Regions from separate parts of the Homo sapiens genome. Here all the other regions are linked to region 3. A link is an interaction called in ENCODE POLR2A ChIA-PET data of the cell type or tissue named here. Cell type or tissue: CD4-positive, alpha-beta T cell. All regions are shown on one strand.

The links. Peaks named below come from ENCODE experiments on the same cell type or tissue, not always from the same donor. Only the 100,000 strongest peaks of a DNase experiment are listed, where the experiment ranks them.
Region 1: POLR2A ChIA-PET joins it to region 3 with 10 read pairs; 3 of 35 experiments call an interaction of 5 or more read pairs at or near these places.
Region 2: POLR2A ChIA-PET joins it to region 3 with 14 read pairs; 9 of 35 experiments call an interaction of 5 or more read pairs at or near these places.

Annotation. Positions count from the first base shown.
Region 1 is chr14:98,981,405-98,989,404 of GRCh38, forward strand. No RefSeq gene overlaps it. Among named protein-coding and RNA genes, the nearest start is that of LINC02914, 270 kb to the left of the region's middle. RefSeq lists an enhancer at 3,499-4,117. In CD4-positive, alpha-beta T cell, no CTCF peak of the experiment used is centred here; a DNase peak (open chromatin) is centred at 3,477; H3K4me3 peaks cover 976 bases; H3K27ac peaks cover 1,768 bases.
Region 2 is chr14:99,187,788-99,195,787 of GRCh38, forward strand. The region is part of intron 3 of BCL11B (BCL11 transcription factor B); the gene reads right to left. Among named protein-coding and RNA genes, the nearest start is that of BCL11B, 80 kb to the right of the region's middle. RefSeq lists an enhancer at 4,143-4,704. In CD4-positive, alpha-beta T cell, CTCF peaks have their summits at 928, 1,138 and 3,463 (motif pointing left); DNase peaks (open chromatin) are centred at 1,064, 3,444, 4,024, 5,344 and 3 weaker places; H3K4me3 peaks cover 5,745 bases; H3K27ac peaks cover 7,809 bases.
Region 3 is chr14:99,259,684-99,267,683 of GRCh38, forward strand. All of the region lies in intron 1 of BCL11B (BCL11 transcription factor B), which reads right to left. Among named protein-coding and RNA genes, the nearest start is that of BCL11B, 8.5 kb to the right of the region's middle. In CD4-positive, alpha-beta T cell, CTCF peaks have their summits at 7,050 and 7,258; DNase peaks (open chromatin) are centred at 1,578, 3,018, 6,128, 7,028 and 3 weaker places; H3K4me3 peaks cover 8,000 bases; H3K27ac peaks cover 6,970 bases.

The DNA.
Region 1 (8,000 bases), 280 kb before region 3:
AGACCAGCCTGGTCAATATGATGAAACCCCGTCTCTACTAAAAATACAAAAATTAGACGGGTGTGGTGGCAGGCGCCTGTAATCCCAGCTACTTAGGAGGCTGAGGCACGAGAATCTCTTGAACTCAGGAGGTGGAGGCTGCAGTGAGTCCAGATCTCACCACTGCACTCCAGCCTGGGTGACAGAGTGGGGCTCTGTTTCAAAAAAAAAAGAAAAAAAAAGTATAAATGAACCTTCATGTACTTGTCCCAGGGAAAGGCCCTCCAATTCTCTCTTAAATCTTACTTTGGCTCTTTTGTAATAATCTTGCTTATTTACTTTTTTTTTTCCATGCATAAAGACCTAAGGCAACTTCTTGTATATGTTTCTTCTTTCCAATCCACAATAGATTTCAGGGAGGGGGAGGGAGGAGGGATGCTGAAAGATATACTGGCCAACATCTTTCAGTGTGACGGCATCACTGGGCTAGAAGGGACCAGAGGTGATGACCTGGACCAATCCACTCATTTACAAACCAGGAACCCAGAACTCGGGGAAGAGAAGGGATCTTCCCAAGCTTACCTGGTAAGCTAGTGGCCAACCTGAACCCAGAATCCCAAATCCTCCAAAATTCCTCTTAGGCTCTTACCTTTATGGAGTAGCGTGAGAAAGAGATAGAACGACTACAAAAAGCAGACAGGAAACCTGAAAAGGAACTGAAGTCTGGGGCCATTTAGTGTCACTGAAAAATAGTAGCCCCATGTAAAAGTCACACAGTATTTTAGAGTGGTACAAGCTGATATTCCCAACCGGAGCTCGGAATTTCACAGACAATGCTACATCATATTCCACTGTCTCTGCCTAAGCGGAAATTATTTCCACTTAGAGTGGTTAAAACAAAAGGTGGTAGACGCCTAAATTGCTGAGCTTCTGTCATCTAGATATAGTTTGTGAGCTATTTCAAAGCAGAGACGGAATGTTCGAGCATGGACTTCCTACGTATACCCTTCTTTATAAATTAAACACATGTATTGTTAAGCATGTGTTTTTATTTATACTGAGCTGAGTTAACCATAAATAAAAGTTCTAGTGTTTTTTCCTTGTCTTCAGTGTTAACTCCCTGCATGTACATCTACCCCGTTTGGAAGCCACCAGTGTAGAACATTCAATTGTGGGGAACAGAGTGTTGGCATGGGGTCAGGAAACCTGGATTCTACTATATCCTGTGCCACTCTATCTCACCCAGTTCTTACCTCCATTATGCAGACTAGGAATCTGAAATGCAGAGAGGTGGAATGGCTTGCCCAAGGTCACATTGAGAGTAGCCAGAGAGCAAAACGAGGACTTGGGTCCAGATGTAATACCAGAATTGTTTCTTCTGGGATCGGGCTACAGTGCTACAAGGCAGCATTCAGAAAGAACAGGAGATCTCAAAGGTGCCAAGGTAGAGGAAACACCCAACTCCTAGAATGTCTTGGCAAAAACACTGTAGTCTACAGCTTAGCTGGAGTGACAGACATCACACCAAATAAATAAACACGTAAGTTTTTACAGGAAGTGCTACAGAAGGGGAAATCACATGTATGCCCTGAGAGAGGAAGATGAGAGGAACATTGGAATCCAGAAGTCAGGGACTTAGACCTGTCTTCTTAGCTTGCTTTTTCAGACTTTACCAAATAATATATCAGCTATCGGGGGATGGAGGATGGTTTTTAGCACCCCACATTCCCTAATCGGTTAAAATTCTCCACTTAGTACAAACCAAGATGCCAGCTTCCCTCAGCTGTCTGTAAAGAGGCTAACAGCCAATTTGTGTTAGCAGGAAATCTGTTGCGAACGTATCCAATTCGCTGCCACTGTATGTATGTTTAATGTTTCCCGTTAGGAATCATCTTCTTACTGTTTTGTCGCCATCATTTCAAGCTCTCCTCCCCCCTCTTCATTTTATGAACATGGCACATCAATTAATATTCCCGCATTTTTTGTTATTGTTCTCAACCCATGTGAATAACGACCCCTCATTGTATTGCGCGTTAATTTCTACAGCCTGTCAGCCTGTATTGGAATGTTCTTTCTAGCAGGGTCCTGGGCCGGTCCTGGAGCTGCTCCTTAGTAGATGAGTAAAAATTGATTCCCTGGCCCCCTTGAATAATTCCTTGGCCCCCAAAATGGGCCCTTTCCTCAAGCTGTGGCCCCTCCCACAGAAGAGGGAAGAGACAGAAACAGAAAGAGAAGCTTCCTTTGACATTTGAGGTGTCTGGACTCCTCCAGGTAGCAAACTGGTTTTCATGGTGCACACAGAGGAGGGATGATATCGGAGCTCAAGTACAGTGCCCCAGCAACACGTACAGATCGTGTACTCACAGGGACACAGTTTCACATTGTGAAGCCGCATCAATAGGAAGGGAGGGAGGAAGGGAAGAAAGGGAAGGAGGAAAGGAGAAAGGGAACGAAAGAAGAAAGAAAAGAAGGAATGAAGGAAAGAAGGAGGGAGGGAGGGAGGAAGAGCAAAAAGCCTGCAGCATTTTGACAAACCAAAAAGGAAAGGGATGACTTCTGACGTTTACCTATTTTGAGGACTGAACCCAAAGGACTGAGGTGACACCAAATAGGACAAATGTTGGTTCCTAGAGCATGGTGACCTCATTGCATAGCTATCAAAGAGCACAACGTCTTCAGAGTCAGGCAGATCCAGATTGGAGTCACACCCCCTGCCCTGCTGCTTACCAGGCTGAAGGCTCCTGGTGGAACATCTCTGGCTGGTCTGGGTGAGACCCCATAGGCCACTTCCCCACCCACAGACTTTACTTCCACAGAGCTCACCCTACTCGTGACATATGGGGTTGATCAACTGTTAAGCCCAGTCTCTTCTCCTGGCCTGGAAGCTCCAGGCAGGGCACTGTATATAAGACTGATTATAGCTGAAATCCCAGAGCTTGGTGCAAGGCTACAGAGCTCAAGAAAGATTCTCCAGAGAGCAGAAGCCAAAATCAGACCAGGATAATGAGTGATGGGACAATCATGATGAATAGGGCGATGACACAAAGTGTAGCCACCTTTGATTGAGCATCTATTCTACACCCGGTGCCCTCGTAGGAACTTCGGGTTCACTGACTGCTGAACGCCACCAATAGTCCTTTGAAGTTGGGACTGATAACTCCATTTTATAGATGGGGGAAGGATGCTCAGAGTAGCAAGGTGGCTTTGCTACAACCGCATAGCTAACTAATAACATAGGCAAGACTGAAACCAGCTCTAAGGATCCCCTAAAACACTGTTCTCTCTTTTGCCCCCGCGTGTCTCAAAGGGGTCCTCCATGGACGAGGTGACCCAGAGATGCAGCCATGGAGGGTAGAGCAAGAAGTGCAGCCTCAGCACTTCACTGACCCAGTCAGCGGCCTCTGCAGGGCTGGCCCAGCCGCAGCTTCAGATCCACCCCGCCAGCCAATCAGCCCACGACAGGAAGCTCTTTCTGCAACTCATCTGCCCTTATCTCCTGGCAGAGCGGCTCTGTGAGGTCACGATCACCACACCTTATCAGAACATCTGCACCTACTGGGGACACAGCCCAACAGGCTCAAAACAGCAATTTCCTTTAGGTCTTCTCCTCAGAACTCCGCATCACAGGCACCACAAATTAAAATAAGAACCCCAAACTGAAACTTTAGGGAGGTCCTCCCTTGTAGGGCCTAGCCTGGAGCAGAGGCCATGGGAAACTATAGGTAGCAAGTACCTTGTCTTCCACCATCTGGTGAGCTCTTGGCTGTCCTGCAGAAGCCCAGCTCAAATGTCCTTCCCCCTAGATTTCCCAGTGTCTCCTCTGTCAGGCCTCTGAGCCCAAGCCAAGCCATCGCATCGCCTGTGACCTGCACGTATACGCCCAGATGGCCTGAAGTAACTAAAGAATCACAAAACAAGTGAATATGCCCTGCCCCACCTTAACTGATGACATTCCACCACAAAAGAAGTGTAAATGGCCGGTCCTTGCCTTAACTGATGACATTACCTTGTGAAAGTCCTTTTCCTGGCTCATCCTGGCTCAAAAAGCACCCCCACTGAGCACCTTGCAACCCCCACTCCTGCCCACTGAGCACCTTGCGACCCCCACTCCTACCCGCCAGAGAACAAACCCCCTTTGACTGTAATTTTCCTTTACCTACCCAAGTCCTATAAAACAGCCCCACCCTTATCTCCCTTCGCTGACTCTCTTTTCGGACTCAGCCCGCCTGCACCCAGGTGATTAAAAGCTTTATTGCTCACACAAAGCCTGTTTGGTGGTCTCTTCACAGGGACGTGCATGAAATTTGGTGCCGTGACTCGGATCGGGGGACCTCCCTTGGGAGATCAATCCCCTGTCCTCCTGCTCTTTGCTCCATGAGAAAGATCCACCTATGACCTCAGGTCCTCAGACCGACCAGCCCAAGAAACATCTCACCAATTTCAAATCCGGTAAGTGGCCTCTTTTTACTCTCTTCTCCAACCTCCCTCACTATCCCTCAACCTCTTTCTCCTTTCAATCTTGGCGCCACACTTCAATCTCTCCCTTCTCTTAATTTCAATTCCTTTCATTTTCTGGTAGAGACAAAAGAGACATATTTTATCCATGAACCCAAAACTCCGGCGCCGGTCACGGACTGGGAAGGCAGCCTTCCCTTGGTGTTTAATCATTGCAGGGATGCCTCTCTGATTATACACTCACGTTTCAAGGGTGTCAGACCACGCAGGGACGCCTGCCTTGGTCCTTCACCCTTAGCGGCAAGTCCCGCTTTCCTGGGGCAGGGGCAAGTACCCCTCAACCCCTTCTCCTTCACCCTTAGCGGCAAGTCCCGCTTTCCTAGGGGGCAAGAACCACCCAATCGCTTATTTCCACGCCCCAACCTCTTATCTCTGTGCCCCAATCCCTTATTTCCGTGCCCTGACCTCTTATTTCTGTGCCCCATCCCTTATTTCCACGCCCCAACCTCTTATCTCTGTGCCCCAACCCCTTTTCCCACTTTTCTGGAAGGTAAGAACCCCCGAACCCCTTCCCTCCATTTCTCTACTCTCTCTTTTCTCTAGGCTTGCTTCCTTCACTATGGGAACCTTCCACCCTCCATTCCTCCTTCTACTCCCTTGGCCTGTGTTCTCAAAAACTTAAAACCTCTTCAACTCACACCTGACCTAAAACCTAAATGCCTTATTTTCTTCTGCAATGCCGCTTGACCCCAATACAACTCGACAGTAGTTCCAAATAGCCAAAAAATGGCACTTTGAATTTTTCCATACTGCAAGATCTAAATAATTCTTCTAAAATAGGCAAACGGTCTGAGGTGCCTGATGTCCAGGCATTCTTTTACACATCAGTCCCTTCCTAGTCTCTGTGCCCAGTGCAATTCATCCCAAATCTTCCTTCTTTCCCTCCCGCCTGTCCCCTCAGTACCAACCCCAAGTGTCGCTGAGTCTTTCTAACCTTCCTTTTCTACAGACCCATCTGACCTCTCCCTTCCTCCCCAGGCTGCTCCTCGCCAGGCCGAGCTAGGTCCCAATTCTTCCTCAGCCTCTGCTCCTCCACCCTATAATCTTTTTATCACCTACCCTCCTCACACCTGGTCCGGCTTACAGTTTCGTTCCATGACTAGCCCTCCCCCTCCTGCCCAGCAATTTACTCTTAAAAAGGTGGCTGGAGCCAAAGGCATAGTCAAGGTTAATGCTCCTTTTTCTTTACCCCAAATCAGAAGCGTTTAGGCTCTTTTTCATCAAATATAAAAATCCAGCCCAGCTCATGGCTCGTTTGGCAGCAACCCTGAGACGCTTTACAGCCCTAGACCCTAAAAGGTCAAAAGGCCATCTTATTCTCAAAATACATTTTATTACCCAATCTGCTCTCAACATTAACTAAAACTCCAAAAATTAAATTCCAGCCCTCAAACCCCACAACAGGATTTAATTAACCTCGCCTTCAAGGTGTACAATAATAGAAAAAAGTTGCAATTCCTTGCCTCCACTATGAGACAAACCCCAGCCACATCTCCAGCACACAAGAACTTCCAAACACCTGAACCGCAGCGGCCAGGCGTTCCTCCAGAACCTCCTCCCACAGGAGCTTGCTACACGTGCCGGAAATCTGGCCACTGGGCCAAGGAATGCCCGCAGCCCAGGATTCCTCCTAAGCCGCGTCCCATCTGTGTGGGACCCCACTGAAAATCGGACTGTTCAACTCACCTGGCAGCCACTCCCAGAGCCCCTGGGACTCTGGCCCAAGGCTCTCTGACTCCTTCCCAGATCTTCTCGGCTTAGCGGCTGAAGACTGACGCTGCCCGATCGCCTCGGAAGCCCCCTAGACCATCACGGATGCCGAGCTTCGGGTAACTCTCACAGTGGAAGGTAAGCCCGTCCCCTTCTTAATCAATACGGAGGCTTCTCACTCCACATTACCTTCTTTTCAAGGGCCTGTTTCCCTTGCCTCCATAACTGTTGTGGGTATTGACGGCCAGGCTTCTAAACCTCTTAAAACTCCCCAACTCTGGTGCCAACTTAGACAATACTCTTTTAAGCACTCCTTTTTAGTTATCCCCACCTGCCCAGTTCCCTTATTAGGCTGAGACACTTTAACTAAATTATCTGCTTCCCTGACTATTCCCAGACTACAGCTATATCTCATTGCCACCCTTCTTCCTAATCCAAAGCCTCATTTGCTTCCTCCTCTTGTATCCCCCCACCTTAACCCACAAGTATAAGATACCTCTACTCCCTCCTTGGCGACCGATCATGCACCCCTTACCATCTCATTAAAACCTAATCACTCTTACCCCACTCAATGCCAATATCCCATCCCGCAGCATGCTTTAAAAAGATTAAAGCCTGTTATCACTTGCCTGCTACAGCATGGCCTTTTAAAGCCTATAAACTCTCCTTACAATTCCCCCATTTTACCTGTCCTAAAACCAGACAAGCCTTACAATTTAGTTCAGGATCTGCGGCTTATCAACCAAATTGTTTTGCCTATCCACCCCGTGGTGCCAAACCCATATACTCTCGTATCCTCAATACCTGCCTCTACAACCCATTATTCTGTTCTGGATCTGAAACATGCTTTCTTTACTATTCCTTTGCACCCTTAATCCCAGCCTCTCTTCACTTTCACTTGGACTGACCCTGACACCCATCAAGCTCAGCAAATTACCTAGGCTGTACTGCCACAAAGCTTCACAGACAGCCCCCATTACTTCAATCAAGCCCAAATTTCTTCCTCATCTGTTACCTATCTCGGCATAATTCTCATAAAAACACACGTGCTCTCCCTGCCAATTGTGTCCAACTGATCTCTCAAACCCAAGCACCTTCTACAAAACAACTCCTTTCCTTCCTAGGCATGGTTAGCGCGGTCAGAATTCTTACACAAAAGCCAGGACCACACCCTGTAGCCTTTCTGTCCAAACAACTTGACCTTACTGTTTTAGCCTAGCCCTCATGTCTGCGTGCAGCAGCTGCCGCTGCTTTAATACTTTTAGAGGCCCTCAAAAATCACAAACTGTGCTCAACTCACTCTCTACAGTTCTCATAACTTCCAAAATCTATTTTCTTCCTCATACCTGAAGCATATACTTTCTGCTTCCCGGCTCCTTCAGCTGTACTCACTCCTTGTTGAGTCTCCCACAACTACCATTGTTCCTGGCCCAGACTTCAATCTGGCCTCCCACATTATTCCTGATACCACACCTGACCCCCATGACTGTATCTCTCTGATCCACCTAACATTCACATTTCCCCAAATTTCCTTCTTTCCTGTTCCTCACCCTGATCACACTTGATTTATTGATGGCGGTTCCACCAGGCCTAATCGCCACACACCAGCAAAGGCAGGTTATGCTATAGTACAAGCCACTAGCCCTCCTCTTAGAACCTCTCATTTCCTTTCCATCGTGGAAATCTATCCTCAAGGAAATAACTTCTCAGTGTTCCATCTGCTATTCTACTACTCCTCAGGGATTATTCAGGCCCCCTCCCTTCCCTACACATCAAGCTCGAGGATTTGCCCCACC
Region 2 (8,000 bases), 72 kb before region 3:
TCCTCCTGGAGACAGGAAGTCTCCCCTCTCCATAATTCAAGACTTCCTTCACCAGGCAAGCCTCCATCTTTCCTTTCTTTAAATCCACAAAAAATCTCGACATTCCACCCCAAGAAGTATGGCAGAGCAGTAAATCTCATTTTAATGGAGTGTACGTTTAGCTCCAAGGAGATAATTGACGTTATGGAGAGCCTCGATACCGAGTTATATAGGTTAGCTAATGCAGAGGGGACTCATTACTGACACACTACAAACAAGTAGTAATATATGTATATTGTTCTGAGTGGCGTTAGAGCAAAAGTGTTCCGGTCTGCGGGGATTGATAAAGCACAAGAAAACAGCAGATATGCACTTGTAAATTTGTCTCATTTGTCTCTGAAGTTAAAGGTTATTCCCTTGTTCTGAATTTGTAATAAAAACATGCTAGCCCAGGGTTTGTGGAGAATGTTTGAATATTTAAATTGTGTATAATGATAGGCAATTATAGGGTAAAAAACTGGACCTTATGAATGGGGGGAACACTGTTTGGATCACCAAGTGTTTTCTTTTATCTTTAATGCATTTTGCAAGTAATTTCCCCCCAGTGGGGTTCAGAGACCATTACCCAGTCCCACAACCACTAACCAGTAACTAACCAAGCTTGGGTTTGCCCGGGTGGATAGGCTCTTTTCCTTCTTTTTTCTTTTCCTTTCTTTTGTTAGTTTTGTTTCCTTCGATATGCAGAATACATCTCTCCAACCAATGGCTGGCCTGGGGCTGGGGCTGGGGCTGGGGCTGGGGCTGGGGCTGGGGCTGGGGCTAGGGCTGAGGCTGAAACCGTGGCCTCTGTCCCCAGCAGGTCAGTTCGTCTTTCTGGGGAAGGACAAGGCTGGCCATAGGGAGAGGTCTGAGGGGCAGGGTGTGAATTTCCTCTGCCCCCCACAGTGGGCTCCCTTCTCCCCAACCCTCTCCCGGGAGGAGGGCCAGGGGCTGGTGGGGAGCCCCAGCTGTACCACCGGCTTGGGGCGGGGGGTGGCGCTGCGGCTCCCGCGGCTGGAGCCCAGGTGCCCGCCTGGCCGAGTCTGCTGTCGGCCCAGGTTAACCAACTGCAGTGCTAGAGTAACTCCAGCCAGCTTGTCACCGAGCACAAAAGTCATCAGCCAGTGAATGTTCTTTTCTGCACCACAATTAAGACGAATCAATACGACGTGCCACAAATGGTATTTTACTCTCAATAAGAACTCGAGCTGAGTTTATTCAGAATATTTTAGCGCTTCCCCGGGGGATTTTGGGCCGACGCAGATGGCAAATAAAGTACTCAGCCTAAGGCTACAGCACATTATGGTAATTCTAATGTCAGATGTACTTTAATATACAGCTCTATTTAATCACCCCATTATTTCACATTTCCATATGAAAAACCTGCGGCACTTCTGCGGCGCTTTGCCTCTGCCACCGTGCCAAGCTTCCTCCAGCCGCTGCTGGCTGCCGGGACGTGGTCATCTCGCCAGGCACAGCCTGACACCACCGAAGTTTCCGGGTGCCCGGATGCACAGCCGAGCTGCCTGGTGCCGCTAGAACATCAGAGGACTCTAAGATGCACCGAACGCCACCATGGGCGGTTATGGAAGAGAAAAGCTGCACGCACACTACATGCACACACACATGCAAGTTCACAATAAAATGCAGGGGGATGTGTGTCCACGTGGGCACACACGCACACCCACACACACAGTGTGCAGGAGAGAAACTAATGTCGACAAGGAGTTACACCCACGCTCCTAACACGGCCCTCTCCAGACACCAACACCCCAGCATGGCGGCTACTGGGTCAGCAGCTGGATCCAATCACAACGCTGGCTCCAGCCTGCGGCCCCAGCAGCTGTGCCCATTGGTTCTCCCAGGACTGCCCCCCACCCCATGAGGGCAGGATAAAGGCATCATCCACACCAAGGGGCAGAAGGAGGCCAGGCTGATGACAAAGCCAGAGGGGAGTGCACGAGGTAGAGCGGGGGATGAGAAGGGCTGGGAAACTGCTGCCCACACTGTGTGGGAGCACCTGGAGCAAGAAGGCCCCCAAGATGACCCTTATCGGGGACTATGGGCACTAGGGAATTGAAGCCTAGAGGTCCAGGCCCAGGGGAGGTGGAGTTCTGTGAATTCCAAGTGGCAGGAGCACCTCAAGGCTGGCTGGGCTGGCCCGCAGAAGCAGGGGTGTGGGCCGAGCCCAGGAAATCACTCTCAAGGCACTCCAAGAAGCCCAGCACAGCACCTGCTGACAATCCAATTCTAGATTTCCCAAAGACAGGTTTTGCTGATGGATGCAATGACACCTGGCACCCGACCCTACTGGGTGTCCCAATAATGAGCCAACACTTAAAGCCACATAACATGATTCACAGAAACAGTTACAGCATATGTCTTTAAAACAAGGCACTTGGGCCAGGCGCGGTGGCTCACGCCTGTAATCCCAGCACTTTGGGAGGCCAAAGCGGGCAGATCACGAGGTCAGGAGATCAAGACCATCTTGGCTAATACAGTGAAACCCCGTCTCTACTAAAAATACAAAAAAACTAGCCAGGCGTGGTGGCATGCGCCTGTAGTCCCAGCTACCTGGGGGTTGAGGCAGGAGAATCGCTTGAACCCGGGAAGTGGAGGTTGCAGTGAGCCGAGATGGCACCATTGCACTCCAGCCTGGGCGACAGAGCGAGACTTCGTCTCAAATAGAAATAAATAAATACTAATTTTTTTAAAAAGGCACTTGTCTGTGCCTTTGTTTTGTTTTGTTTTTTTAGTGAAGTCCCATTCCTAACAATGGGGAAAAAAATCTCTAAGGGAAGGAGGGAAGAGGAAGGAAGGAAAGGAGGGAGGAAGGGCAGTAAAACTGAGAAAGTTCCAACACACACTGCCAAAACCACTGGCAAATTTCTCAAAAGCATCCATTCACCAATAAGGCTATCAGTAAGCTAATTCTAGAAAGAAGAATTGTTCTAAAGCTCGGCATGGCAAATATTTCAGAGAAAAACTGCTCGACTGTTTGAAGGTACAGATGTCTGACCTACCTGGCCATTCCAACTCCTACAGGTGCGACTGTGACAGACAGCTCACCACCTCCACTCCCACCGCCCGCTTCGGCCACACGGGGGGGGTCACCCTCAAATTAGGGTCATCCTGTTACTTCTTTTTAAAATATGCTTTGGGGGTAAAATCTAACAATGGGAATTCAGTCCCAATTTTCAAGGAAGGCCTTTGATTCCACTCTTTTATTATTGGTTATTCTTGAACCTCAAAATAGATACTAATATTCCCCCAGGCCTTTTCCAGGTTGTTGTCAGTTAGAAAAAAACAGCCTAGGACAGTGGTTCTCAACTGAGGGTTGTTTTGCCCCTCCAGGAAACCTGCGGCAATATTTGGAGATATTTGTGATTGTCAAGACTGAAGGGGCTTGGGCTTTGGGGTGCTACTGGCATCTAGTGGGGAGAGGCCAGGGATGCCACTGCACATCTACGATGCACAGGACATCTCCCCAACAAAGGATGAGCCAGTCCACATAGCAACTGTCCCAAAAGTGGGCAGCCCTGGGCCACACCCGTCAACTTAAACACTGGCTTCCTTGTGGGGACCGCACCTAAATCTAAAAAAAAAAAAATAGACTGAAAGAGAAAGTGGGGAGTCAGGAAGAGAGTGGGAAAGGGAGAAAGAGGTGGAGAGAATTGAAAAGACAGAGAGAAGAGGAGGGGCCCACACCATCTACTTCTCTGGCAATAAAGAAACTGTGGAATCCCAGTCAATTTCATCATTGTAGAAATCATTTGAATTCCAGAGTTGCCTGGAGCTGAGAATCTGGGGCTCCTAGGGAGCTCCGAGCCTCGTGAAGGGGGAAGGCAGCCTGAAATGGCAGAGGGGGCAGGGGGACTGCATTTGTCAGCACCCCCCTGCCCGCAGCCCTCCACCAAAAAAAAAAAAATGCTCCGAGTGACTTCCCTCCAGAGCTGGGCTTGGCCACTAAGGCAGGGATGTCAGGGGCTGCCCTAGATTTGGTGGCTCAGCTGTGAGCCCTGCAACAGCGGCTGCAGGAGATGAAAAACAAATATATACTTCCTGAAGTCAAAGAGATAAAAATACAATTTCTGCTGCGTATGCCACTCTTTCACGCAGCATCAACACTTATGTGGGGTGACGGGGGGAGGAGGATGACCACGCAAGCTTAAGTGATTTTTTTAAAAAACACGATCCAGAGAGATTACATAAAAAGTACAATTAAGGGACGCTCAGAATCCCGAGGCCTTCAAGAACGTGCTAGCTCCGGAATATTTTTAGAACAATCACTGGAGTGATTCTTCTTAGTTGTAGAAACACTCCAAATCAGAAAGTCAATTTTTCCTCTATTTGCAGCAGTGCTGGCTCCACTGGACGGAATGCGTGTGTTTTGCTTGGCGGCTGTTCATAATACTGTCTTGGCAGCGTTTCCTTGGAGCGCACACGGTGAACCTGGCTCTCGCATACAGTAGCACTTTCATTTTAAGCGCCCCAGCCACGCTTCCCTAATAACAGCCTGGGAACTGCAAAACCCCTGTAAGCCCAGCCCTTTAAATGGGGAACAGAGCAGGGCTTTCGGGGCCCCGCTCGCCACAATAGGGACTGTAAACTGGGGCTGGTGCTTTCAATCAAGAAACGTGGCTCTCGTTAGAAGGCAGAAAATAAAACAATGCCGGCACGTTCTGGAGACCACAGCGCGCTACCTTTCACCTCGTCCTCGCCACACACACCCAGGCCCAGCCCCGCTGCCTCCTCTACCCTCCTGCTGTCCTGCCAGGTACCAGGTGTACCAGACCGGCTGAAGTTTGGATGGGAAGGGACATGGCAACTTGGGAACCACACTGGGGCTGGGGCTGTGGGCCAGAAAGATCTGATTCTCCTGCTTCCTAGCCTTGGCTGAACATGAATGAGTGAGCTCAACTCTGAGCTCCAAGTTCCTTATCCATAAATGCGAGTGACACCTGTATTGAGGATGTGGAAAGATTCCAGAGCGTGCATGGAAGAGTCCTGCCTCTGGTCAGTGCTCAATAGAGAATGCTATTTAATGATCAAAATGTAAATGAGTGAATGAATGAATGAATGAATGAATGAGTGAATGAATGGATAAAAGAGTGAATGAATGAATGAGTAAATTAGTGAATAAGTGAATAAGTGAATGAATGAATGAGTGAATAAGTGAGTGCAAGACAGCAGGATGGGGCTAAGAGGGGCTAAGATGAGATGGGACCGCTCATGAACAAATCCCCAAACCCCTCTCTGTCACTGATCAGCCACCGTGGTCAGCCACTGCCACCAAGTAGTCGTCATTCAAAAGGGGCCTTCCAGGTACAATTTCAGCCCCTCCCTGGCATCAAGAAACGTAGTGATTTCGGCCTCTTACAACTGGCTCATCACCACTGTCTGTTCGCACACTCCTCTTTCTTTCTCCCTATGTTGTTTACAAAGGTTTCATTATGTTTTCAACTAATCAGAAAGGCCCCGCTAATACACAATTAACATGTGATTATAAAAAAAATTAAAATAGCTTCCAGAAGAAGGAAATGTAATTAAGTAGAGAATGCTTTTCAATAAGTGCTTGCTTTAACCCATTGTCAGAACACAGTCTACGTTCGTCCACAATGCCTAGAACAGATGCCAAGGGCAGAATGTTAAAAGGAAGTTTAAAAAAAAAAGGGGACATTATTTTCTGGGGGAATAATAGCCATCAACTTGGTACAACATGCCGGAGAACTCGGATTCCGGCTGCAGAGGAGAGACCCTCCTCCCAATCCTCTTACCTCTTTTTTCTGGAGAAAGAAAAAAAAGTTTCCCTTCTAAAAAAATGAAATAAATGATTAAAGCCAAATCTAAGATAATAAGAATACATGCAACTAAATAGAGAAACCAACAGCCAAACACACACACTAACGAACCCCACTGCCAACAGAAGTTCTGGTCCAGACCATGAAGAGGGTTTGATAGCACCTCTTTTTCATCAAGTCTGTGATCATTTTGTTTCAAATCATTTCTGGCCAAATTTCAGAAGGGATCTGTCTTTTTAAAACCCCAAATCTAAAATGCGTTTGTAGACTCCTGTTTGAAAAGCAGGCTGACCAATCTGAAGGATTTTATTTCTCCCCCTTCTCTGCAGCCATCCCAAAGCAGTGCTCCAGCCAATGAGATCCGGCCATTTTATTGGCCCCAATGCTTGTCAATATGAATGGGGGTACTGGGGGTTTCAATGGTTTCTGCCAGACAATATGGGCCCAAAGCAAATGGCAAATTCAGTGATTTTGCAAGGAATGGGAATGTCGTGAGAAACGTGCATGACCCCACACATGAATTCTCCCAAACATGATGGAGAAGACGAAATATCAGGAAGCTCAGGGCAGGTGACAGGGCGACCACCTGGACACCTGTCCTCCCTCCTCACAGCCCCAGCACAGAGCAAGTGCTGCTGGCCCCGGACTGTCCCCCAGCAGCAGAAGTCACAGTCAGCAAACCGCCAAGGCCTTCCCCGGACTGCACTGGCTTACAGAACACACCCAGTTCTGGTAAGATGGGCCCGCCAAGGAGCCAGTGCTCCTGGACAACATCCCTAGGGGGTGGCAGGGCCAGGAAGATGCCTGTAGGCATGGCCAGAGCTCTGTCCTTCTCGGCTTCTGCCCTGTGGGGCACCCAGAACCCCATCCAGTGTTGCCCATGCACCTTGAACAAAGGACTGAACACTATGGGGTTCTATTCCCAACCAGCTATGACTCGGCAGTTATTAGCTGGGCAACCCTGGGGAAGGTGCTTAACTTCTCTGAATCTGTCCTTCGGTGTGAAAGGCCTTGTCTGCAAAATGGCCCCCAGAGGAAGCTAATATTTTCCCTGTCACTCAGGGGAGAAAGGTGAGATTCAACCAGGTTGCGTGGCTGGTCCTACAGGAAGTGAAGGAGCTGGGACCCAGGCTTGGATGACTTGGCTCAAAAGCAGTCTCAACCGTGGAGCAGACGGCCTTCGATAATAGCAACCCCCGAGGATGCAGACAGGCCTGAACCACGGGCACCCGACCAGTAGGACCTTGGTCAGTCCTTACCACGATCCCATCTTACCTCAGCTCCCAAGTGCAGAAGCCAAGGCTCAGGAACAAAGCGCGTCTACCCAAGGCCATCCAGGCAACAAGGCAGGTCCAGCCAGCCTGCCCTTGCTCCTTCCACCAATAAGTCACCTTAGCACAGAGCCATCTCCCCCAGGTGCACAGATGGGAAAACGAAGGCTGCCCAGCATGCAGAAAGGGCTTCCTGAGGTCGCACAGCCCAAGGATGAGGCTGGCGCAGGAACTCGAGCCTTCAGACTCCTCTTCTGCCCAGATGATCAGGGGACTGAAAAGTACCTAAAGCAAGCCAAGATGCGTTCTCAGGAAAATATGTGGAGCGAACTACCTGGCTTCCTGACCTGTACTTTCAAGCCCCACTGTCAAATCCACCACAGACACCAACACAGTGGTCCACTCTGACCCAGGGCTCCTCTGGAAGAAAAGGAAGAGAAGCTTCCCAGGGCTCTCCAGTATTCCCCACACCTCCTCTGTGGGGCTCCCCCAGCACCTCCATTTTGCAGATGAGACCAGAATGCTGCAGGCGAATGGTGCACCCAGCATTCTATCCTTGCCCACCCCACCACACACCACAGTCCCCCAAGCCAGGATACTGCACTGGGCTTTGCACCCCCAAAACAATGGCTGGCCCTTGCTGAGCACTTGCTGAGTGCCTCAGTGTATCTTCGTGAACCCCCACAAGGCTCGTATGCCTTGGATTCCACATGGAGGATCCAAGCTCAGAGAGGTAAAGCAACCCACCCGAGGATACACAGCTTACATCCATCCCAGGGCCTGCAGCATGGGAAGTGCTCAAAATAAAGCATAAGTAAGTTTCCTCGAGCTAGCACCCCACCCCCAAGGATAACAGGCCCCTACAGAGTGGGAGCCTCGTCCCAGTCATTCCTGTCACCCTTCACCACCC
Region 3 (8,000 bases):
AGAAACAGTCCTCACAAAGCCGGTCCCAGAAACCATTAATTACACTTTAGAAAGAAATAGGAGTTTACTTAAAAATGGGTTTGAAGACAATGCCACGTAATTAATTTACCAATTTATTTTATGAAAAGATGCTTTGCTATGGTTAAAATGTAATCACAACCTTCCCACCGAACAGAGGTTCTAGGGAAGACTGGATTCCTGTGAACGGTTTGTCAGAATGTAAAAGGTAATTATTTGGTGCCTCTTTTTCCCTTTAATGATCTAACATTGAGCAATACTGTTTATATTGAAAAGCTCGCACCTTTAATTACCAATTACATATACATAATTTCAGAGCCAAAGGAGAGCACTGTAAAAACAGTTCTTTAGAAATATAAGGATGTATTGTGCGCCATTTTTACAGAAGGTGCTCTAATAAATGGGAGGAGGATGTCAAAATATTGTTTTGTTAAAAAATAGAGAGAGAGGCACAAAAGAAATGAGCTGAAAAGCAAAAAAGGACATAATGAAATTGAGAATTCAAAGGAAACAGGGGCGAGGTGCGGTACCTGGTACTATTTTAAATACCACCCTGTCCAGGCCTGGCAAACTCCTGCATCAGTGGAAGATTTGATAAAAACGTACAACGACAAATCCACATGGCCAGCTGGACCGTCCTTTCTGAGGGCGAAGAGGTCTTCTTGGTTTTTTTAATTTAATCTTCGGTTTACTTTTTTGTTTGCTTTTTTATTAACTTTTTCAGCCTCGTCCGCCCTCCTGAGTAGGAGTTCTAGCAAGCCTAAATATCTCCTCTCTGCTAGGAGGTTTTCAACTACATAATTTCAAACTCATTTTCTAATTCAAAAGAAACACAGATGAATTTAAAAATTAGCAGAGGTCACACGTGCCTGTTCGCAAGCACCCCTCCTCCTCAGCTTCGTCTTTTGCCAAGACTATGTACCAGCACTTTTTCCTTTCTCTCCTCTTTTTTTTATTTTTTTATTTTTGGTAACATCTGGTATTCTTTCCTTTTTTTGGCAGTCTCTGCCTTTTCACTTTCCTCATGCAGCAGCCCTGCGAGCCCCCGTAATTGAGTTTGAAGGTGTCCAAAGCCGTTTGCTGTGCTGCAGCTCTGATTTCTGCGTCAAGTCCTAACAGCCAACCAACCTGGGAGCCAGGCCCTGTTGGCGTCCCCGAGACAGCCCCGGGATTATCCAGGCCTCCAGGGCTCAGTTCTGAGCTGGGATCTCCACGTCCCAGACCAGAGATCCAACTCACTGCCTCTAAGGGAGTCTGGGAGGAAAAGAAACAAACAAAAAATATCTCCTTCCCCTCCCACTTTCAGCGTTGAAAGTTAAACCCCTGAGATGACAGGGTGTTCACCCGATTCCAAAGAACGGGGTTTCCTCTCCCCACCACCCAGGCTGTGGCGCTGTGCCTTGGCCTGCTGTGTGCGACACTTCCCAGGAAGGTAGCAAGGTCACCCTCAACATCAGGCAGCAGAGTCACCCCCAGCCCCAAATTTCTGGGTCAGAGTAAGTGGACCAAGTGGGCCTGAAAGCTCACGTTCAAGGCCTTTGTAGACACCCCCAAAGACTGTGGTTTCACTTCCGCTGGCAGGCAGATACCAAGCTAGGCGTGTAGGGTGCCTGCATATGTGTGCATGTGTCCCTCCTTAGAACTGTATCGATAATGGAAGAAATAAAAGGAGAAAGCCAAGCCCTGGGAAGGGCAAAGTGACACCCCTCTTTCTCTGCCCTATGGACACCTGAGTCTCCCGGCTCTGCACAGCCTCAGAGAGCCAGGCCTCTGTTCTAACAGGCAGAGTGGTCCAACCTGCCACCCAGAGACGAAAAAGCACCAGGAAAAAGACCAATGAAAACAGTCTTTCAAATTCCCAGACCCTACAGGCCAGCCCCTCATGCAGCCTTGTCCAGCAAACTCGGGCCTTAAAAAAATAAAGCCAAGATGAGGTTTTCCTCTGAGATGATCTCTGCTTTCATGAAAAGCTCCCCAAGTGTCGGGCAGCCCTGCAGAATATTGCTGCTCTCAATATATTATGAGCCGAATAAAGTAGAGCAATTGCTGAAATGTTTGACTCATTAAGAGGAAAAATGAATGGATGCAGCAGACAACTTGTTCGAAAGGCAGATATCAGAGGGCTGAGGCGGATTCTGAAATGCTAAATCCTAAAGTGCAGGGACAAATCTGTATTTACACACACACACACACAAACACACGAGTTAGATTTTCTTTTACAACAAAACCACATTTTATTTACAAGGCCAGGCCTCCTCCCAGCTGGTAAATGCATTTAGAAGCAATCACAAATAATAATGGACATCGTTGTTAAGTGAAAGGGGAAGCACTTGATCCCAAGACAAACTTCCCCATGCCTCGGCTTTGCTGGGAAGGAATTTGAGTCAGAAGAAAGAAATGGAAAGACATCGTTAACACAGGCCCAGCCAAGCAGCCAACAAGCCCCCAGCAGCTGCAAGCTTTCAGCAGGGCCTTACCTGGCCAGTGACTCCCCCACACACAGGGTGCCAAGGACCCCGCCCTCCCTGGCCCATCTCTAACAACTGCCCATGCACCTGCCCTTAGGGGAACTCCAGCCGAGAGGTCTGCTGCCTGCTGTCCCCAGAGCACAGGCATGTGCGTGGCTGCCTGCACACACACATGTGCATTGCTACATACACAGTACGTGGGCTGCTGCTCCTCCTTACCCTGCATTAATTCAAATCCAACTCTCTTATCTTTAATGGCTAAGCTACAGTCCAGGAGAAACATACACAGAATTATTGTTTCAGTGATGACGGGGGTGGGAAAGGGAAGGATGTGGGGGGATGGGTCCCAGGCTCTTAAAATCGTGTGCCACCAACGTCACAACCGCCATCATGATGTGTACGCATGTTTACAAGAAATGTTCAGCATCCATCCGCCCGAGCTCTGCATCCGACTGGAGACTTTACACCTGCTTCCTACGAAGAGGGAGCTCTTGCCAGCGAGCCCATGCTTACCCATAATCTACGAAGAGATCTTTTCATCTCCTCTCCGTGAACACTTGGGGAGGGGCTGGGACTCCAGGCGACACGGAAACGCCACCACACGCACACTCGACGGAGCACAACACTTTCTGAGCTGCCATCCATTTTTAATTTATTGGATCCAAGAGAAAATAACAACCGTAGGGAGGGGGGAGGAGAAGGGTGGAGGGGGAGAGAGCAGGAATCAATTCTTGGTGGAGAAAATAATCTATGACTAGATGACGCTTAAAGGCACGACAAGAGATTTTATGAAGTTCCCCTAACGGAGGGAATAATGAAGTGCCTGGCAGAGAAGGAAATGGAGATAAGAGGGAGGCTGGTGTCAGGAGGATGTCCACAGGGGGTCTCGAAGGGTTATTAGGACACAAGTTGGGGGTGGGGACCCTGGGAAGGCACAGCCAGGCGGAGTCTGAAGCAGGAAGCAAGACCCAGATCACACCTCTCTGTCCTGACCCTCGACCCTCTCAGCAGACAGTCAGAGGAGTCCAGCCTGCTCCAGGTCAGCTCTGCACCCTCCTGACACCCTCCAAAGGCTGCCTCCCTGGAGGGACAGATACATACCACAGCCACCACCCCATGAGGTCCTGTCTGCCCCTCCTCAGCTGAGGCACACACCTCGATCGCCGTTTCTGACATGTGAGAGGGAGAGCAAGGGAAGGCGGCCGGTGCAAAACATGCTTCCCAGTGTGGGCTTCCCAGGAAAATGACCAGGGTCCCGCTGACTCCGCCAGCAGCGGAAACTTTGGGCCTGGCCTGCAGGCCAGGAGGTGGAAACTCCAGATCCGTGAAGAGGTTTTAGATGCAGGAAGAGGCTCACTCCCATACCTTCTGGTCTACAGACTCCAGGCGGGAAAGTCGAATGTTTGGGGAGGGTCTCCCTGTGTACAGATTGTTTGCAGGACTCCAGCCTAATTTTAGGATGCTTAAGCAGCTCCCTGAAAAATATCCTCAGTTGCTCTATGGAGTCCAACCGCCTTCTCTCCCCCACTGCACACACCTCTCCAGAACCCCAAAAACTGAGCCCAGGAGTCTGGGTCTCCCCAGCACAAGAGCAGAAAAAAGAATAATGCACACACCTCTCCAGAACCCCAAAAACTGAGCCCAGGAGCCTGGGTCTCCCCAGCACAAGAGCAGAAAAAAGAACAAGTGAATAAGGAAAACATACTCAGGTATATTCACAGGTCTCAGCCATTACTAAAAGGTTACAAATAAAAGTCTTGACAAATAAAATAGGCGCTTTAAAGAAAAAGAAAAGGAAAAGATTTACCACAATAGCAATCCTTCTCAACACATTTAGCAGGTTCTATAAAACTGCAAATGCCTTCAATCTTCAGAGCCACAACGGGCTCCTAACGATGTGATAAAAAAGCACTCTTTGTGGGCAAATGAAGAGATTTGTTTTTATTTAACATTATGCTTTTTTCAAAGGTGCGGAAGAAAAGAAGGGCTTCCACACAGGACACTGGACCTCAAGGCTTTAGCTGGAGGAGTTTGGATTATCTGAGGCCAACAGCAAATAGCAAGGGCAGGAGTGCTTTCGACATCTCTTTTCCAAGGTAGGAATTTAAACATGACACCGCCCCCCCCCTTTTTTTTAATTCTTAGCAGTGCATCCATTTCTGAGGCACATGTTAATCACAATAATATTGGCACTCAACTTTTCTTGAGTCATTTCTGCGTGTTGTTTTAGTAGAAAACTCATTAGAACATTTCACAAATGTATTTATTTGTATTTCAATAAAATAAGTGGAAGGGGGCCATAAAAAAGAAGTTATGTAAAAGAGAGGATTTTTTTTTTCTTTTTTTACTTTGAAGTGACTTAATTTTGTGTGGTCTGGGATTTCATTACAGTAAAATAGCTCAGGCTGGCTATTCAACACCCAAGCAAATTATCAGCTGCCACAAGAAAAAGAAAAAAGAATGAATTTCTTGATTTTCAGCAACTGCACAAAAGACTAGCATATGTCAAAATGCTGGACCAACATCCCGTGAATGTGGCACCATTCATCAAGCCTCCATCTAGTGTCACTTTTGCCAGCAAAAAACAAGGCTGCTCTGCTCACCCTCCTCACTGGCTTGTGCAGAAGACGCAAGAAATGTGTCCTTCTCTTTCCACGCGTCTCCAAATAGCCTGCTCTCGGCACTTTTTACCCACGCCCTGGGAAACATACTTGCTCAAGGGAGGCAGTCAGCACACGGCGTTTCTTGGGGAGGGATGGAGCAAGAGGGGGACCGAGCCTGAGCACATCTCCCTGACATTTGGCTCCCTGGGACCGGAAGGAAGCTGAGTGGGATCAGGGAGTAGGGACAGGACAGAGCACACAGGACCTCAGGCCAAATGGCCTGAGTCAAAAGAGTGCCGCACAGGACCTCAGGCCAAATGGCCTGAGTCAAAAGAGTGCCGCAAAGTGACAAAGCATACTCACGGCAGCTGGATGACACAGACATTCATTCCTAGTGTCTTCTGTACCCTTCCCCATTAATAAATACAAAAGTGTATCTACAGCTAACACCGTCTTCAGAGAAAGATGCTCAGCCGGTATCAATAACTCAACCATGTGGTGCAGGGTACAGTCCCCAAAGACCATTTACTTTCTCCTTGTCCTCCCCAGATGTGAAGCCAACATTAACCTCGAGGCCAAAGTCTTTGGAGAGTTTCAGCTAAAGGTGAGGCCTAACCAGGCAGCCAGAAGGTCCATCCTTAAGCCATGGGAGATGAAGGAGAGTCTCCAACGGACAAGAACCTGACCCCCTCCCATTCCCTCCCCCATATATTTTTTCCTGCATTGTCTTATCTATGATCTGTGTTTAGTTACAGCTTGTGAAACTCCCCTGAGTTCTAAGGCAAAGGATTGGAGATTGCTAAACTGATTTTTAACGGTTTTCTGCAGCTCAGAGACCACCGTCCGGCCCAAGACTTCGAGGTCACCGTGCCTCTTCATCTCTGAGTGGTCCAGTGAGCTCGCTGCCACTACATGCTTACAACTGGCTCGATTCAAACATTAAATGAAGTAGAGAAATCATCAGATAAATTGCTGGCCCTGTGTACTGGAGAGTGAAGGCTCTTTCTCCAGCTGACGACAGCGCTAGGCTTTTGTCTGACCTAATTTATTTCTCTTTCAGGTTAGAATAAAGCACTCTTTCCTGTCGCAGGGTAACCTCTTCTGCTCATATATTGAACTCTAGCATAAGACTCAGGGTGCAGTCTGCAGATTTCTTCAACTTGGGAAAGAAGACATTATAAATCTAGAAATCCTATGATCAAAAGCACATATATTCCCCATCACTAGATTACATGTTTAGGGGAGAAATCCTCTCATTAAAAGCCATCCATAAAGGACAACTGTTTGGGGTGAAAGATGTGATCAAGACTGGCTCTAGCAATCACATACTCTTTCCAAACAAAGTTTTACATGTTATTTGAGTCGGCATTTTAAATCTTTGGGGAACGGTGCTATTTCCCTTAGTTCAGTGGGAACATTACCTAATAAATGGAATTGAGAATCCAAGTGTCATAAAATTTGAGCTAAAAGGATTTCCATTCATCAAGCTGTTTTAGGTACACGACTCCCAAAAGCAGCAACTCTCGACTGTTCCCTGGGTCTGTGACATGCAAGACAGAAATGAGCAGTACGCCTTCCCCAGACCTCCCCAGCCCGATCACCAGCGCCTTAATAACGCAGCAGAATTTTCAGAACGTCAAGACCACGGACGAATCAGGGAAAACACACCCATTCAAAACTCACAATTTTAATTGTTAAAAAAGAAAGAAAGAAAATCAAAGAAAAAGAAAATGCCCCCATCTGCCAAGTGAGGGCTTGTAAATCAATGGCGATAGCTTGAAAATAGATTTCTCAAACTTATATTCTCATTTTGTCCTGCACGAATCTCTGCTGGAAAATCAATATTACAACTTCACACTTAAGGTATTTTGCAGCAACGTAAACTGCCGCCGCTGCTGATGGAAGCCCGTTCCTAGCCCATTGTAGCGGAGGCGCCAAGCCATGACACGGGCACCGAGCTCCCCCTAGCTGCCAAGTGGCGCTAGGCGCGGCTCGGCGTTTCAGCTTGCCATCAACCAAAAGCCAATTCAACTGAAAGTTTATTTTGGAAAGTATTTTATCACAACAAGCAACAGAGAATGCAAAGCAATCGAGATAGGAGATGAAAAGGGGATAAGTGAAGGCTGGTGCAAGCCGTGTTCTAAGCTATAAGACAGTGCCAAGAACTCCATTCTGAGAAGGCGCTAGAAACTGGTATCTGTAAACGACTGTTTTCTGTGCTTCCGTCTCACCTGAGACACAATTCTAATTATTCTCAAATGCACCCAAAGTTGGGCTTCCCTTGGGTTGAGTAGGACCCACTTAGCCCTCCACACTGGTCACTGACACAACACACCCAACCAGCTAACCCAGCCTCGATGTCTCTAAGGCCGGCTTCACAAAAGCAACTGCATTCACCCCAGCACTTCAGAAATGCCTAGTTTTCTGTTATGAAATATTTCAAAGGCCAGACAAAAAATCGCCAAGGCCAAGCACAGGCAGATAGCAACCTCCCCATCAAAAAAAAAGAAAAGAAAAGAAAAGAAAAGAAATATGCATATGTACATCATATCATTCAGGTAGGGAAAAAAGACCCTTTAAAAATATTAGGGGCTGTTAAAATATGCTCACGGCTGTTTTCTCTCAGGTGTGAATTACAAATGAATAAAATCAGCCTGGCATAACACCTTTGGTGAACACGTTTTTATTCTCCCATTGAATCAGAGCAGCTGACTTATATCACACTTCTAATGATATGGGGTTCCCTTCTGTGCAGAAGGGAGAGGAACTTCACCCCCCCCCCACCAACTAACCAAAAAAAAAAAAAGAGGGCTATGTCTTATGAAATTTATCGGAGGCCCAATTCTGAAAGACATGTGGACCACTGGAGATATACTCTACCCTGGGGAGTTAAGATAATTGTGAGCACCGC